2 separate regions of the Homo sapiens genome follow, and region 1 is linked to region 2. A link is a loop called in an ENCODE intact Hi-C map of the cell type or tissue named here. Cell type or tissue: heart right ventricle. All regions are shown on one strand. Each heading gives the region's core, and the rest is flanking DNA. Links, peaks and the distances in the headings are about the cores only.

Region 1 (8,337 bases), core at 200-8,199, 51 kb after region 2:
TGTATAAACCATCAGTAGCCAATTCATTTGCACCTGCTACATTATCCACTGATGACTTCAATCAGCTAAGGCAGCCAAGCAACAAGAGGCACTACGTGGGCAAAACGTTGAGTCATCCGCATATCTGCCCTCTGAACACACGAAAATATCCCCACTGTGCATCCTGAGTAACATTTGTGCCAGGTTCCCAGGCAAACTTCCTCCTGAGCTTCCTCCTCCACTCTTCCCTGCTCCAGGCACTGAGCCCTACCCACTCTCAGCCTCTCAGGCTTAAGGGCCGAATCATCCACTCTCAGAGCTTAAAGGAAAAAAAAGAGGAAGGAAGCAGTGAGACTTGATTTGTAACAGCCCTAACTATGGAGCTGGAAGATCTGGGTTCAGATGGCAGCCTGGGTTCCCTAGTTGCATAGTAGATCTCATCTTTCTGAGCTTACACTTCTTCAGCCGTAAAATGGAGATGATAATATTAACTGCTGCTGCTGATCTTTTGACAATTGAGATAATGTATTTTTCAAGGGCCTACCATATACTAAGAGCTAACATTTTTGAGTGTTTACATTTTATCGGATACTCTTCCAAACCATTTACACATTTGTTAACTCATTTCATCTTTATAACACCCTACGATAATCCCAAGGCACAATTATCTTTATTTTATAAGTGAAGAAACTAAGCCACAATGAAGTTAAGTAAATTGTTCAAGGCCCCAGAACTAGAAAGTGGTAGAACCACAATTTTCCGCCACTCAAAAGTGGGCTGACCCTCTTCGTATTTACATCAGGGGTTCTCAGAATGTGGTCTTCAGGCCAGCAGCAGCAGCAGCGGCAGCAGTAGAAACTTGTTAGAAATGATCTCAGGACCCACCCAGAGCTACAGACAGAAATTCCAGGGGCGGGCAATGGCAAACTGGGTTGACAAGCCCCCCAGTTGATTGTGATTTTCAGCCAAGTTTGATAACCTCTGGCCTACACTTTTCCTTCTACCTCCATGGCAGATGACAATTGAACAAATTAGACCCCTTTTCCTCCCAACACCCACTATGTATTAGGCACTTTGTGTGTTATTGTCATTTAATTCTCATAAGAAACTTTTTTTATTTTTATTTTTTATTGAGACATGGTCTCACTCTGTTGCCCAGGCTGGTCTCGAAACCCTGGGCTCAAGCAATCCTCTCCCCTTGGCCTCCCAAAGTGCTGGGATTACAGGTGTAAGCCACCATGCCCAACCAAGCAAGAAACTTTAGAGATTGGTTTTCTCACCCCCATTCTATAGATAGGAGACCTGGACAAGGGGAGGAAGGTGTGGGCCCTTGTACAGGCCATACAGCTAGTAATGTCCCACTCCAATGTCGCACTCCCCGGCTCCTACAACACAAGGCATTCCTCAATGCTGGCTGTGTCCTGTCATCCCCAGATCCCTGCCTCACTCCCTCACTCCATTCCCCAGCAGGGACCCTGGGCCTCTGCAGGCCTCGAACCACCGCTCCTGGCTATGAGGTCCGTCCTGGTTCTAGGGCTGTAACCCCAAGTCAGCTTTATCCAAGCTGCTCTGTGATCTTCTGTTCTAGGGCAAGCACTAGAGATGACTCCCATGACCAAGCCTTCACCCCATAGCCCCTCCGGCCCCAGGGGACCAATCTGGTGTCCCTTTAGTTTGGGCCATCTCATGAGTTCTCCAGCCCCTTAGTGCCTTGAGCTTGGTTTTTTGGGGTCAATCCCTTCAAGTTGTGGAGAAATGCCCCTGGGCCCCAGACCCCAGCAGGGTCCCCATGTCTCCTTCCCGACCATACATCCCTGCCAGTGTTAGGAATAACGCTCAAAATCCTAAGGAAATTGAACACTTGAACAAAGGATTCTTAGCAAAGAAATTTTACTTCTGCGCAGAGGGGTGCCTCCTTGGCCAGTCGCCATGAAAGCACACCTGTAGGAAGGGGCACAAGAGCCTTTATTCCTGATGCAAGTCCTGCCCCTATACCCTTTCCCTATTGGCCAGGGTCAGGTCGTACAATCTAAACTAATCCCGGTTGGCTAAACATTTGATTTTTTTAGATAAGGTGGGCACATAAAAGAAAGTGGAGGGGAAGGGGGAGGGGTGTCTGTAGTGAGCTAAAAAGTGAGTCCTCTTTCCAAATAAGGAAAGGAGTGTGAGCTGGTACTGATAACGCCTGGTACTGTGGCGTGCCTGGGCATCTAACAAAGGCAAAAAGGGGAAAAGGAGAAAAGGCAGGGGCGTGGGGGGTACTATGAATTAAAGAATAAAAGATTGATGAGATTATTTGAAGAGAAAGCTCATCATATCCCAAACCAGTTTCCTACTTCTGGTCACCCAGCCCCATCACTCTTCACAGTCAACACTTACTGTCACTTTTGCTACTCCCCAACCCCGACAGTGATTCCCACCTATTCTCTGACTCCCTTAGGACATTAGGTGCCTGAAACCCTGTCCCTGAGACCATCATTATCTCAAACCCCCCTCTGTCTTCTAGAAAGGATCCCTTTGCCCAAGAGTTAAGGCAGGTTTCCTCTGGGCCTCAGAAGATGCTGCCATGTCATGAGCTCAACCAGAGGCTTCACTGACTGGGGAAACAGACTGGAGGAGCACGCCTGCCTGCCTCTGGGAGCCCCCGGCCCACCCTGCAGGGCTTGAAGAGGTCTTTTCACCCAGGCCCTTCCCTTTCACCCACTGTGCTCCTGGCCTTGGTCCTCTCTGCAGTGGGACTTTAGCAGTGGCCCCCTTAGGAGCCTCCAACGTGATACTCACACATTCTTTGTGGATCCAGAGTCAAGGCTGGGTCTGGATACAGGAAGGTCAGGGCCTCCAGGATGTGTGCTGAAGCACTCTGTTAGGTGGCCTGAGGGCCAACCCAGAATGAAATTTATCAGGACCATCTTGCAGCTTTTAGCAGATATCGGGGTCATTGCCTACCACACTGTGGAAAGACAGGAGGGAGGCTCTTAAATTACCCCCTCTGATGTTCCTGGAGAGGGAGGTAAGGAAGGAACATGCTCTTTGCCCAAAGCCATGTGAGTTAGAACCCAGACTCTGTGGGTTCTAACTCTGAACACCCTGTCTCCACTAAGTCTTGTCTGGGAGCTGGAGCACCCAGGTGAAGCCAGGGCATTTCCAAGGGGGAAGCTTGGCTGCCTGCCCATGAACTTGGGCCTGTGGCTCCTGTAGCCTGGAGGCAGGGTGGGATGGGGAAGGGCACAGGCTCTGGGGGCACAGAGACTTGAGTTAGAAGCCTGATTTAGCCCTTTTCCTAGCTGTGGGAATTGGGCAAGCCATGCAATCCCCCAGGTCACCATTATGCCACCTGGATATAGGGGAGAAACATCTGTTTTATAACATTGTTTAGAGGACTCAAAATATTTCGTGTGTACAGTATTTCATGTGTGTACTGTGGCTCACACACTCACCTCCCTGTATTTCGTGTGTACAGTATTAAATGTATGTACTGTGGCTCACACACCTGCCTATATTTTGTGTGTACAGTATTTCAAGTGTGTACTGTGGCTCACACACTCACTCCCTGTATTTCATGTGTACAGTATTTCATGTGTGTACCATTGCTCACACACTCATCTCTCTGCATTTCGTGTGTACAGTATTTCATGTATGTACTGTGGCTCACACACCTTCCTGTATTTTGTGTGTACAGTATTTCATGTGTGTACTGTGGCTCACACTCTCACCTGCCTGTATTTTGTGTGTACAGTATTTCATGTATGTACCACTGCTCACACACTCACCTCCTTGTATTTCATGTGTACAGTATTTCATGTGCGTACCATTGCTGACACACTCACCTCCCTGTACTTCATGTGTACAGTATTTCACGTGTGTACCACTGCTCACACACTCACCTCCTTGTATTTTATGTGTACAGTATTTCATGTGTGTACTGTGGCTTACACACTCACCTCCCTGTATTTTATGTGTACAGTACTTTGTGTTGTATACTGTTGCTTACACGCTCACCTCCCTTGCCCTTCATCTCCCCACTCTTGCTCATATATTCCCCTCTTTACTCCACCCCTATCCCCATTTGTGTTGATTCTAATCACTGGAGAAAGAGCAGAGCTCACAGCAGAACAGTCCTGACAGCAAGTAGGAGAACTTGAGCCATGTCAAGAGGGTCTGTTTCATCTGTTGGAAAGGTTAGGCCAAATGCAACCCCTACAGTGGGTGGCCAGGCAGTCTGGGTACCAGACCCAGGGCAAGGCTGCTGCTACCCATCTCCCCTGCTGCTTGGTGCAGCGTTCCAGGGCCCAAGCATTGACCTCCATACAGGCCACGCAGCCCAGGCCCCGGGTGACTGGGAAGCTGCAGTGGGAGGTGGCAGCTTCCTGCAGTGAGAGGGTCAAGATGGGAAGTTACAAACTCACAGGTGGGGGAAACTCAGTATTCAGAAGAATTACCTGCTGGAATGGGAGCTCTCTGAGATCAAAACTTTTCTTTGCGCCTGTACCTAGAGAAATGCCCATAGTAAGGGCCCATAAATAGCTCTTAAATTAATAAATGAATGAACAATTCATTCCTTCTTCAAAGTGTCCAGTGGATCCACTAATGGGTAGTTAGGAGACTTAGATAAGTTAATGATACAAAAGTATTTTGTCAGCTTTTTGTGTTTTTAACTTACATAAAATAGAAGTCACTTTGGATGTAGAGTCCTCTCTGAGTTTTAATACAAGCACAGATTCATGTAACCACCACTACTAACAAGATAAAGAACAATTCCTATATCACAAAGCATTTCCTCATGCTATGCCTTTGCATTCAGGCCCTTCCTTCATCCCAAGCTCTGTGCAACCACTGATCTATTTTCTGTTCCTGTAATTTTGCCATTTTCAGAATGCCATATAAATGGAATTACACAGTATGTAACCTTTCGAAACTGGCTTCTTTCACTTAGAGTTTAAAGAAAGGGGAAGGAGGATGGAAGCAGTGAGCTCTGATTTGTGACAGGCCTTTCATTTAGCATCATGCATTTGAGAGTCATTTAAGTCGTTGTATGAATAGTTTTTTCCTCTTTACTGCACAGTAGTTTCCATTGTATGAACGTCCCACAGTTCGTTTATCCGCTCATCCAATGAGGGACATTTGGGTTGTTTTCACATGTTGGAGCTTATGAGTAGTGCCGCTATGCATATTGGTGTAGTTTTTGGTAGGAGAATGTTTTCATTTCTCCGGTAGAAATACCTAGAAGTGGGATTGCTGTGTTGTATGGTAAATAGATTCTACTTTATAAGAAATAATCAAACTATTTTCCAGTGTGGCTGTACCATTTTGTATTCCCACCACCAATGTATGAGAGTTCCAGTTTCTTCACATCCTTGTGAGCATTTGGTATTGTCAGTATTTTTAGCCAACCTAATAGGCATGAGATGGTATCTCATTCTGGTTTTAATTTGCATTTCCTTTTTTTTTTTTTTTTTTTGAGACGGAGTTTCGCTCTTGTTGCCCAGGCTGGAGTGCAATGGCACGATCTCGGCTCACTGCAACCTCTGCCTCCCGGGTTCAAGTGATTCTCCTGCCTCAGCCCCCTGAGTAGCTGGGATTACAGGCACGCACCACTACGCCTGGCTAATTTTGTATTTTTAGTAGAGACGAGGTTTCTTTATGTTAGTCAGGCTGGTCTCGAACTCCCAACCTCAGGTGATCCGCCCACCTCGGCCTCCCAAAGTGCTGGGATTACAGGCGTGAGCCACCACGCCCGGCCAATTCGCATTTCCTTAATCACTAATGAGCATCTTTTCATGTATTCGTTTGCCATTTCTATATCTTAATTGGTGAAGCATCTTTTCAAATCTTGCCTAGTTTTTAAAAATTGGTTGTTTCTGATCTTACTTTTACGAGTTCTTTTTATAGTCTAGATGTCTGTTGTCTGATATGTGATCTGCAAGTATTTCCCCCCAGTTTGCAGCTTTTCTTCTCATTCTCTTTAAAATGTCTTTCACAAGAGTAAAGGTGTTTAATTTTGATAAAGTCCAATTTATTGTTTTTCTTTTATAGAGCATGGTTTGGTTGTCGTATCTAAGAACTCTTTGTTTAAGTCAAGATTACAACGATTTTCTCCTGTTTTCTTCTAAGAGTTTTATAGTTACATACTTTACATCTAGGTCCATGATCTATTTTTAATTCACTTTTCTATAACGTGAGGCACAGGTCAAGGGTAATTGTTTTTGCATAGGATATCAAATTTCTCCAACATCATTTATTAAAAAGACTGTCCTTTTTCCATTGAATTCCCTTTATATATCTTTGCCAAAAATCAATTGACCATATTTGTGTGTGTCTATTTCTAGACTCTTTATTCTGTCTATCCTTTCACCAATACCACACTGTTTGCATGACTGTAGCTTGATAGTATCAGGTAGTGTGAGTCTCCAAATTTGTTCTTTCCCAAAATTGCCTTGGCTTTACCTTCTCATATAAGTGTTAGAATTCACTTGCCTGTATCCACAAAGAATCCTGCTGTGCCTTGGCTTGGGATTGTGTTACATCTACAGTTCAATTTGCGGAGAATTGGTATCTTAACTTCAAGAAGGATTCCAATCCATAAACATGCTACCCTGGGGAAGCCAGGTGACACTAACGCCTGCCTGGGGGTGGGAGGCCCTCCCGGCCCCAGCCCAGCTCTGCCAAAAACAGCTGAGTGAGCTTGGGAAAGTTACTTTCCCTCTCTGGCCCTCAATGTCCTCAGCTGTGAAATAGAAAGGTCGGTTAGTTAAACAGAAAGATTACCTTTCAGCTCAGAAGTTCTGGGATTCCCAGTGTAACCTTGAAATGACCTGCTAGGAACAGGAGAGATATTATCAGGTCTCTCCTCAGGGCCTGTCTGATGAGATGGTTCAACAGAGCCACATACAGGAAAAGCCAAATTCACAGCAAACAGCTCAACATGAAAGCCCTGCTGAGTCCAGAGCCCCTGAGTGCAGCCAGCTGAGGGCCTTGCTCTTATTCCTGGGGCACCACAGGCCTTATAAGAAGTCTCCCAATGACAGTCTGAGATAATAGCCTGTCTGTGACAGAACAGCAGACATTGGCCTCTGTTATTCCCAGCCCAGGGAAGTAGTGTGAAGAATAGGCCTTTCTGGGAATGCAGGAGAGAAAATGTTCCCTCCCTCATCCCATCCCATCTCCTCATGTCCAGGCAAAGGAGAGAAAAACCAGGTGGCCCAGCAGCACTATTAATAGTGTTCAAACATTGGAGGCAACCCAAATACCCAACAATTAGGGAATGCTTAAACAAAGGATGGTATGTTGGGACCCTGGAATCCGGCGCAGCTATTAACAATGACAAGTATGTGGATTATGCACTGAAGTGTGTAATAGATAAAATAATGTCAAATAAAAAATGTTGAGAACCAAATAGCACTTGCATATCATTACAGTGATGCTAACATGTTTAGAAATTCCATTGACAAGATTTGGAAAGAAATCGGTTGTAATGCAAACAGAGTTTGTGATTTATAATCTGAGCATAATTGAGCCACTGCTCCATTGAAGTTCTGTGTTAAGTGCTTTGGGGATTCAGAGAAGCCGATGGCTCAAGGCTTGTCCTGGGACGACCTTGCAGCATAGCTGGGGACACATCACCAAACATAAGACTAGGAGGCGAACTCTGACTGAAGGCTGCTTTCACAATTATTCTGTCTGAAGATTCCTAGCTGAGGTATCAAGAGTCTAGGATGGAAGAGCTTTTACAAAACAGTCCTCCCAGGCTTCTTGTTGACAAGGGAGGCAGTTGCTAAGGCACATAATAAAACAAAGCTGGGGGCCGGCTGGAACCCCACCATGGCTGAGGCCCCCGCCTAGGGTAATTCCCTTGGACTTTCAAAGCTCCTGGGACCGTGTGATGGGCCTCAGCACCACGAACCCCCCTAAAGGCTGAGTGTCCCCAGGTGTGACTTCTGAAGTTTCCCAGCCTCCCACCAGCTCTTTGACTTCTGGAGCTCCTGGCCCTCCACCTTGGGGAGCCAGGCAGCTGGAGTAGAGATTCTCTGGGTCTGCTGTCAGGAGGGTACCCGCAAGCCAGAGTGAGCCACTGTGGGCAAGGCTGTCTGGACCCAGGCACCCTGGATGCTGACCCAGGCTCCACTTGCTTGCTGGTGGTCCCAGGCAGGGCACTTAATCCCCTGGGCCTCAGTTTGCATATATGTAGAAGGATCGCAGTGCATTACAAAGCGCCCTACGTTCACTAACGCATCAGCTCTTGTTAGGTTTGTTTACTGATGAAGAAACAAGTTCAGGGAGCCTCCGTGACTAATCCCGGGCCAGAGGCACTTCTTAAGGACACACAGTGGTCAATAGCTATTGGGTTTCTCCAGAGTCCAG
Region 2 (8,337 bases), core at 298-8,297:
AAAGTGCTGGGATTACAGGCGTGAGCCACCACGCCCGGCCAATATTTATTCTTTATAGAAATTTAGGAAAATACAGAGACATGGGAAGAGAAAAAAAATCCACACCCATATTTCTATCACTGAAACATTTTGGTATGTTTACTTTCAGTATTTTTCTATGCACTTAAAAAATAAAATTGAGACCATACTGTACATGCTGTAGTGAATCCCTTTTTCACTTAATATAATATCGTGACTATGTTCTTGTCATTTGGTTTTCTTTGTAAAATTCTATTATGTAACATTTCTTAATGCTGAATATTTAGGTTGTGGCATATTATGTTCTTACAAAGAACACTATTCTGAACATCATTTTACAGAAATCTCTGCACAGGTCTGATTTGTTTCTTTGGAATAAGTTCCTGGAAGTAGAATTACTGATTCAAAGAGATTCAACATCATTAAGCCTTCTGATTATATGTTACCTTAAAAACAGAAAAGATCAAAGAGTTTATCAAAATATAAGCTCCCAGCATTGAAAGCTCTAGCAAATAGAATCTCCAGGGTAGAACATCTATAAAGATGGGATAATGGTAGAGCTTTTTGGATAGAATCAGAAAGATATTTGGCTATTTTAAAGTGTTTAGGAGATATTGTACATCTTCCTATTGTTTGTTAATTACTTATTTCAAGCATGATGATAACAGTTGATGATGTTCAAGCAACATTTAGCCAGCATTGCAAAATAGCTGGTGATCATATTCTTGTCCCCTAGTAGGTACACTGACACCCTCTGTGGATTAAAAATGTACACAGGTCAGCGATTACTCAGCTTTTCTCCTTTATTCTATTAATGACATTGAGCATTGTGTAAACCTTGAAGAAGACCAGTAAAATTACATTGTTCTGGAGACCCAAGAAGGTTCACCAGATGCATGCTTTGTCTCTGAACCAACTTGGCTTTCCTGGGGTTCCAGATCTGGCTCATGAATAACTCATGGTTGAGAAATATTCCTTCCCTGGAATTAAGGATGGGCTGGACTCTTTTTTTTTTTTTTTTTTTTTTTGAGATGGAATCTTGCTCTGTCACCTGGGCTTGAGTGCAGTGGCACGATCTCAGCTCACTGCAACCTCCGCCTCCCTGGTTCAAGTGATTTTCCTGCCTCAGTTCCCTCAGTAGCTGGGATTACAGGCACCCACTACATGCCCAGCTAGTTTTTGCATTTTTAGTGGAGACGGGTTTCTCCATGTTGGCCAGGCTGTTCTCGAACTCCTGACCTCAGGTGATCCACCTGCCTCAGCCTCCCAAATTGCTGGGATTACAGACGTGAGCCACTGCGCCTGGCCTGGGCTGGACTCTTAAAAGTAGATCTTAACATAATGGAAGTCTTGGACCCAGTGTCGAAGGGCCACGTACCCAACAACTCTCCAAGGGTCTAGGTGCTTTGCAACACGTAGACAGCCCAGGCCAGTGCTCTAGCAGGGTCCACATACTCCTGATGGTTTACAAAGTTCATTTAGGTGCTATACAGACAGCTTGAAAAATGTAAGACTAGTTTTCCATTTATGTAGTGGTAGATTTTTAAACAAGTATGTTTTAAATAAATGAGTGGAGGAAACTAAGACATGTATGTGGACATAACAGGGATGATGAAGGTGATATCACAAGGCTGACACATACCAGCTTACATGAGTGTGAAATTCCACAGCACAATCCTTTTAGGATCCTCTAAAATGGGTATCTCTTTGGTCATGTGCCCCTCGGGTATGGCAGTTGAAGCATCAGGAACCTTCCTGACTGTTTTCATTGGCAGTTGAGTGTTAGAGATTTGTATGCCAAATTACTTCTTAATAATGCTTATACTACTTCACATTTTAACAAAATGTTAAAATGGGAGGACAGCTGCCTCTGGGGTTCACAGACACTTTCCAAAGGACATGATGGCAGGGAGGGTTTTCAGGAAATCCATTTCCACATCTTAAGCCTTCTTCTCTTGCTTTTTGCAAATTGCATTTCCTGAAGACTAGCTTCACCTGCTTCCTTGTCCTACCTTTCTTTCAAAACTGCCCTTCTCCCCCTTTACAAGAGGAGAACCTGTCGCAATTCAACTCACTATTGCAGTAAGAAACCTTCATTAAGGCTGGACGCGTGGCTCACACCTATAATCCCAGCACTTTGAGAGGCTGAGGTGGGCAGATTGCTTGAGCTCAGGAGTTTGAGACCAGCCTGGGCAACATAGGGAAACTCCATCTCTACAACAAATACAAAAAAAAATTAGCCAGGCGTGGTGGTGTGCACCCGTAGTCCCAGCTACTTGAGGGGCTGGGGTGGGAGGATCGCTTGAGCCCAGGAGGTGGAGGCTGCAGTGAGCTGAGATCGCACCACTGCACTCCAGCCTGGGTAAAAGTGAGACCCTGTCTCAAACAAACAGAAAAAAAAGAAACCTCAATAAAAATTTACCTTTGTGTTTAATAATTATTTGTGATATGTTTGTTGATCAGTTATATACTAATAGCTGCAATAAACCAATCCAGAATTTGTAAATTAACAAAGCCTTAAAGTAGGACATTTTTTAAAATATCATTTTGTATGCATAAATACATCTTTTTATTGTAGAGAATTATGAAAAGCTAATGACTAAAAACTTTCAAACATAAAAATATATTACATCAAGAAAAAATTCTGTGGAGAAGTAGAATGGAAATACAGTTTTACATAGAGAAAGTAAGAATACAAGATTTGACTTAAGAGCTTGTTCTTGAGTTTTTTAATAGGTCATGGTTGCCGTCAAATTCTTATGGTATTTGTAATCCATTTAGTACATTTAAAAGAGTGGTATGTATATTTTATTTTAAAATGTCAATATGTATAATATATCAGGGATTTTAGAACATGTGAAAGGAGACAGAGTTGTTCAGAATTCCACTGGGGACTACACTAGAAGTTCGGAAACCATGGATACGTACACTTTCTTCAGAATCAAAGCGATGGCACTGTAGGTCCTCAGAGGGGAGGGCAGCTTTGAGCTTGGTCCTATCACCTTGATAAGGAATGTCCTCTACAGTAGCCTGACATCGGGTTACCTAGATATTCTTTGGACACTGTGACACAGAGTCCAGAACCTCTCAGCACAGAGGGATTACAGACTTAAGAATCCGGATAACTGGTTTCTAATCTTGGCTTTGCTGCTACCTATGTCATCTCAGGCAACTCACATCACCTATTTGGGCCTGATTTCCATGTGTATAAGTGAGAGAACTAATCCTTATTGTGTTTTTTAAAAGTCGAATAATGACATGAAATCCACCATCCTAATCCTAAGATGTGCCCGTTGGAGTTTAAAAAACAAAAGCAACAACAAAAACCTGTTCTTTCCCTACCTATCAGCCTTTCAGATATCAGAAGGCACCTTTTATGTTCCCCTCAAATCTTTACCAGTTTTAAAATATGTTGTTTTTCAACCTTGACTTACATAGTCTTTTTTTTTTTTTTTTCCCTTGAGACACAATCTCACTCCGTCACCCAGGATGCAGTGGTGCCATCCCAGCTCACTGCAACCTCCGCCTTCCGGGTTCAAGGGATTCTCATGCCTCAGCCTCCCAAGTAGCTGGAATCACAGGCGTGCACCACCACGCCTGGCTAATTTTTGTGTTTTTAGTAGAAATGAGGTTTTGCCATGTTGGCCAGGCTGGTCTCAAACTCTTGACCTCAAGTGATCTGCCCGCCTTACCTCCTAAAGTGCTGGGATTATAGGCGTGAGCCACTGCACCTGGCCCATAGTCATCTTACTGAGGATTATTTCTCCAGGCCAACTATTCTCAAACCTTTTGGTCTCGGTCCCTTTCACACTCTTAAAACTTATTTTAGGACTACCCAAAGAGCTTCTGTTCATGATTATGTCTTTTGTTTTGATTATGTCTTTTGATATTTACTGTTTCAGAAATTAGAACAATTTTCAAAATTTTTACTTATTCATTTAGAGTAACAAAACTGTTACATGTTAATGTAAATAACAGTTTTTAGTAAAAAATATATTTTCCAAAACAGAAAATGTTTAATGAGAGGAGAGGCATTGTTTTACGTTTTTGCATGGCTGTTTAAAGTCTAGTTTAATAGAAGACTAGGCTAGACTCTCATGTGCTTCTCCAGTCAATCTGTTGCAGTATGTGTTGGTTGTTGGTTGAAGTCAATGAAGGATATCTAGCCTATGCAGATTTGTTTCTTTGGTACTTCACTAGTTTTTTTCCTCTTTCTTTCTCTCTTTCTCTTTTTTCCTTCCTTCTTTCTCTTTCTTTCTTTCTTTTTCTTTCCTTCCTCACTCACTCCCTCCCTCCCTCCCTCCCTCCTTTCTTTCTTTCTTTCAGCGTTTTGCTCTGTCACCCAGGCTAGAGTGCAGTGGCATGGTCATAGCTCACTGCAGCCTCCAACTCCTGGACTCAAGTGATCCTCCTGCCTCAGCCTCCCCAAGTCCCTATGACTATAGATATGTGCCACCATGCCTGGCTATTTTTTTTTAATTGTAGAGATGGGGTCTCACTATGTTGCCCAGGCTTGTCTTGAAATCCCGGCCTCCAGCAGTCCTCCCACCTCAGCCTCCCAAAGTGCTGGGATTATAGACATGAAACACTGTGCCCAGCCAACAAGTGGTAGTTTCTTAAATGTTAGTGGCAATGTGATATCTGACATCTTATCAATGACCTTTTTGTACACTAAAATTCATTAGTCTATTTTGCACTTTGAGTGCATCTTTTACCCATGCTTAGTGTAATGTTCTGATCATTTGGAAAATATAGGTTCACCAAGTTATGCAGGTCTTCAAAATGTTGACTCATTTCATTATACAATATCATAAAATCACATTTCTTAATGTCTCTACTGATCTCAAGCATTAGGAAGCTGTCAGGCTCATGGTGGCTGATACAACTTTTTCAAAATTCTAATTTTCACTTGAAAGCTCTATTTTTATCATTGGTGACAAATACTGTTATTTTCCTTGAAGTGACAGGCTCACTTTGTCACTTTGTCCATTTTTGAGAAAATGCCTGCCAAATACCCAAGTTGGAATAACTACAATTTGTTGGTCATTCTTTCAAGTAAGAATGGTGCTCCGTGGCATGAGCGGCTAGTTCAGCTGGCAACTCTGTCACATGACTGCTTTCCTCAAGACAGCTGTTGTACTTCCGTCAGCAGCAGAAATGTTGTAGGCTAACTGTCCATTTCACTGTGCCACATACATAAGTGACATGTGGTTGAGTCAATATTTAATATAAATTACTTTTTACCACTTCATCAAGGGCATTAATTTTTTTTGTTTGCTTGCTTTCGTTTTAATCGTGAGGGTGAGCTGGCGAACAATTGATGATGCCAAGTATGGTTTGCTGCCACTATGTTAATTCTCGCCAAGGTGCCAGCAGTTTCTTCCACTGTTGCTTTCTATACCCTTAGTGCAAGTGTTAACACTGAAAAAGGCAAACGACATCTTAGTATTACTATGAAAATATGTTACCTCTGTGGAGGCTCCCTCACTGAAAGGATCTTGGCAGTTGAGCTTGGAGAATGGCTGCCCTAGGCTAAATAGAATATGCCTGATGAGAGGGTAGCAGGTCCATCAGCTCTCTGTTAGTGTAGATGGTTTCATTGAAAGGCATATACCTCTAGGAATATAGCCCTATTTGCTTCAGTTGTTAGCCTCAATGCTGCAGTTGTGATCAACTAAAATCTCCAAGCTTCTTTTATGGGAGCTACTATCAAGGAAGACGTCTTGCGTGGGGCAAAAAAATTTTTTGTGGAGGACAAAGTGAGTCGTCCTGGTAGTGCACTGTAGAATGGGTAGAGACGGAATGAAAGTGGAGTAAAGGCCGTGGGGCAGGGCTGCAAGGAAGGCCTTCGAGATTTGTTTCCATCCAGGGATGTTTTTGGAAGCTACGTGGTGGGGGTTAGGAAGGGAACCCAAACAAGAAATGGAAGGCAATGGGACAGGCTAAATATTCAAGATTTGTGTTTCCAAAAAAAGAATGCGGGGATAGTTAGAAATGGCAGCTGAGAGAGGTGTGACCATGGGACATTGGGTAGTACTAGTGGAGGGAGGATAGAGAGACGGATGTGCCACCCACAGATGCCTGGAGGTGACAGGGGGCCAGTCTTCTTTCCAGAAGGTAATGATGATACAGTCAAAAAGTCGTGAATATTTGAAGTCATCTGTGCCTGATAACAAGTCTTTTCTCACTGCCCCGGAGAAAAAAGTTCTCTAACATTCCAAAAGCCTCCTCATTCCACTGGGCCCAGAGTTAGCAGTAGAAATTAGTGCAATTAATTAGAATTTGGAACTCCTGACTCGCAGGATGGGTGTGTGTTTGAGAGATGTTTATGAAAGATGGTGTTTATCCAAAGGATTTCCTTTTCTTTTAAGTTTCAAGGCTGGAGGCTTAAGCATCTTTGATCCAAAGGAAGGAGGTCTAGCAGTTGTTATAAGCCCCAAATCTTTGCTTAAGTCCTCTATAGGATTAGAGGCACCAGGGCAAGGCAGAACAGAGTGAGGTGGATGTTCTGTAACCCCAGTCCAGGGGAGATTTAAGGAAGATGAGAGTCTTAAAGATGGACAGTCTCTGAGTAGAGACTGGAGAATATTCTTCCTTCCCTGCATCTAGTTAGTAGCCCTGCTGCCCCTTTGCTACAATTCTTTCTGTTCTTATTAGCCACATTTCACGTGGAAAAGCCAGTAAAATGCAAATAATAATAATGATGATAATAAAATAGCAGGAGGCAAGTATTTCAAAGACGGAATTTCTTGCCTTCACACATTGTTAGGGGGCAAAGAACAGGTGGGTTTTTTATTTGAATTAGCTGCTGCTTGTTCATTCATCCCTTGGCAGAGCAGGATGCTGGTAGAGATCTGCCCATTGTTATAAGCCAGCCCATCGTAGGAAGGAAGGAACACACAAGGCAATTCATTGTTGTTCTCCAGGAGAAGTAAGAAATCCAGACGTTGGGAAGCTGAGGGGCAGGCCCCTGGAGTAAGTGAAAGGAGGAGGTAGAAGAAGAGGAAGGCCTCTGGTTGGGGGCGGGGTAGTGACAAGGGCATGGTTTTCATTCCCCCGGTCCTAACCCACGCCCTGGGGAAACAGAGCCACAGGGAGGGAAGTGATGAATGAAGTTGCAGCCATTTCTCCTAAGAACTCGGCCTAGGATTTGTGGGCACAAGCCCAGGAGTGCTGCGTATTTGCTCCTGTCCCAAGCCACAGCTGTTGACCCCTTGGTTCCTCACTCTAAATGCTGCTGGGGGACCCCAGCTTTACCTAGTAAGAACCATCATTAGGAAGGTAGAGTTTACAGGGCATGTTCACACATACCTGTGTTTGATTCTCTCCAAAGCCCTGCAAGATCAGCATTAGCACTGACCCAAATTATAGAGGAGTAGAGGAGGAGAATAGGCCACCGCTTCGATGAGCCTGTCAGGCACTGTGCTGGCTCTCAAGGCACAGCACTGTGACCTTGCCAACCATACCGTAAAGTGGAAATGATTTTCTCATTTTACTCGGGAGGCAGCTGAGGCTCAGAGGCGATAAAATGACGTGACCAGGGTCATAGCGATAATAAAAGATGGAGGCGAGGAAAAAGCCAGATCCTTCGGACTCTGTGGTCTGCCTGTGGGAAGAGCAATTTTCCTGAGCGGGTTTGGGCTGATTGTTCTTACTTCTCTGCAACAAGAGAGGGTAGAAGCTTACTGTGTGGTTTTGTCCACAGTGCCTTAGGGAGCTAGCCTGGTTATGTATCTCAGGCTCGCTCCCCTCCCTCTCCACCCCCGGCCTTCCTCTTTCCTCTTTCCACCTTTGCAAAAAAGAGCAAGATGTCCAGGCTCCTGAGGTCTCAGCTTGCAGAGCTGGTCATTAGCCCTTTGTGTCCTGCTAACCACCTTTCATCTCCTCTACCTGCTGGTGTCCGCTTTCCCTATTAGCATCTCTCGGCTCTTTGCAGAGCCCTCGGCCTCTTTGTGGCCAGCTTGGGTTGTTTGTCAGATGATGGCTGAGAGATGCACACTCAGGGGAGGGTGGCTCTGACCAGGAGCGCTCACATTTTCCATGCCAGGTGCCAGGCATCTCTCTCCTCTCCCACCCCAGGGGCAGCCAGGTTTAGGTCACCTGGCATGGAGGCAGACAGTTGATAGCCCGGTCCCTAAATTTGGGGCCTTTGAAGCCCTGGTGTTGCCTTTCAGTTCCCCTCCAAGGGTGAAATGGGAACTGGCTCACCGGCAACTTTTATGCCTAAGCAAGAAGCCTGCTGAGGAATTCCTGGTCTCCAGAAGCTCACCCTCAGGCCCAGGATTCTCTGGTCCAACAGCCTCCACTGTTGGTCGGTCA

Evidence for each region. Peaks named below come from ENCODE experiments on the same cell type or tissue, not always from the same donor. Only the 100,000 strongest peaks of a DNase experiment are listed, where the experiment ranks them.
Region 1: a loop joins it to region 2, with 2.3 times the contacts of the local background. A loop is called at or near these places in 12 of 110 quality-filtered maps.

What each region holds. Positions count from the first base shown.
Region 1 is chr2:30,293,533-30,301,869 of GRCh38, forward strand. LOC102723594 (a long non-coding RNA gene) reads right to left here and starts at 7,164. Exons shown (of 3, transcript XR_427017.4): 1 at 6,745-7,164; 2 at 2,761-2,929; 3 at 1-298. RefSeq lists enhancers at 14-73, 244-293, 7,347-8,029, 8,030-8,337 and a silencer at 787-957. In heart right ventricle, for the core only: no CTCF peak of the experiment used is centred there; no DNase peak of the experiment used is centred there; H3K4me3 peaks cover 1,672 bases; H3K27ac peaks cover 3,381 bases.
Region 2 is chr2:30,242,503-30,250,839 of GRCh38, forward strand. All of the region lies in intron 2 of LBH (LBH regulator of Wnt signaling pathway), which reads left to right. Among named protein-coding and RNA genes, the nearest start is that of LBH, 15 kb to the left of the region's middle. In heart right ventricle, for the core only: no CTCF peak of the experiment used is centred there; no DNase peak of the experiment used is centred there; H3K27ac peaks cover 6,333 bases.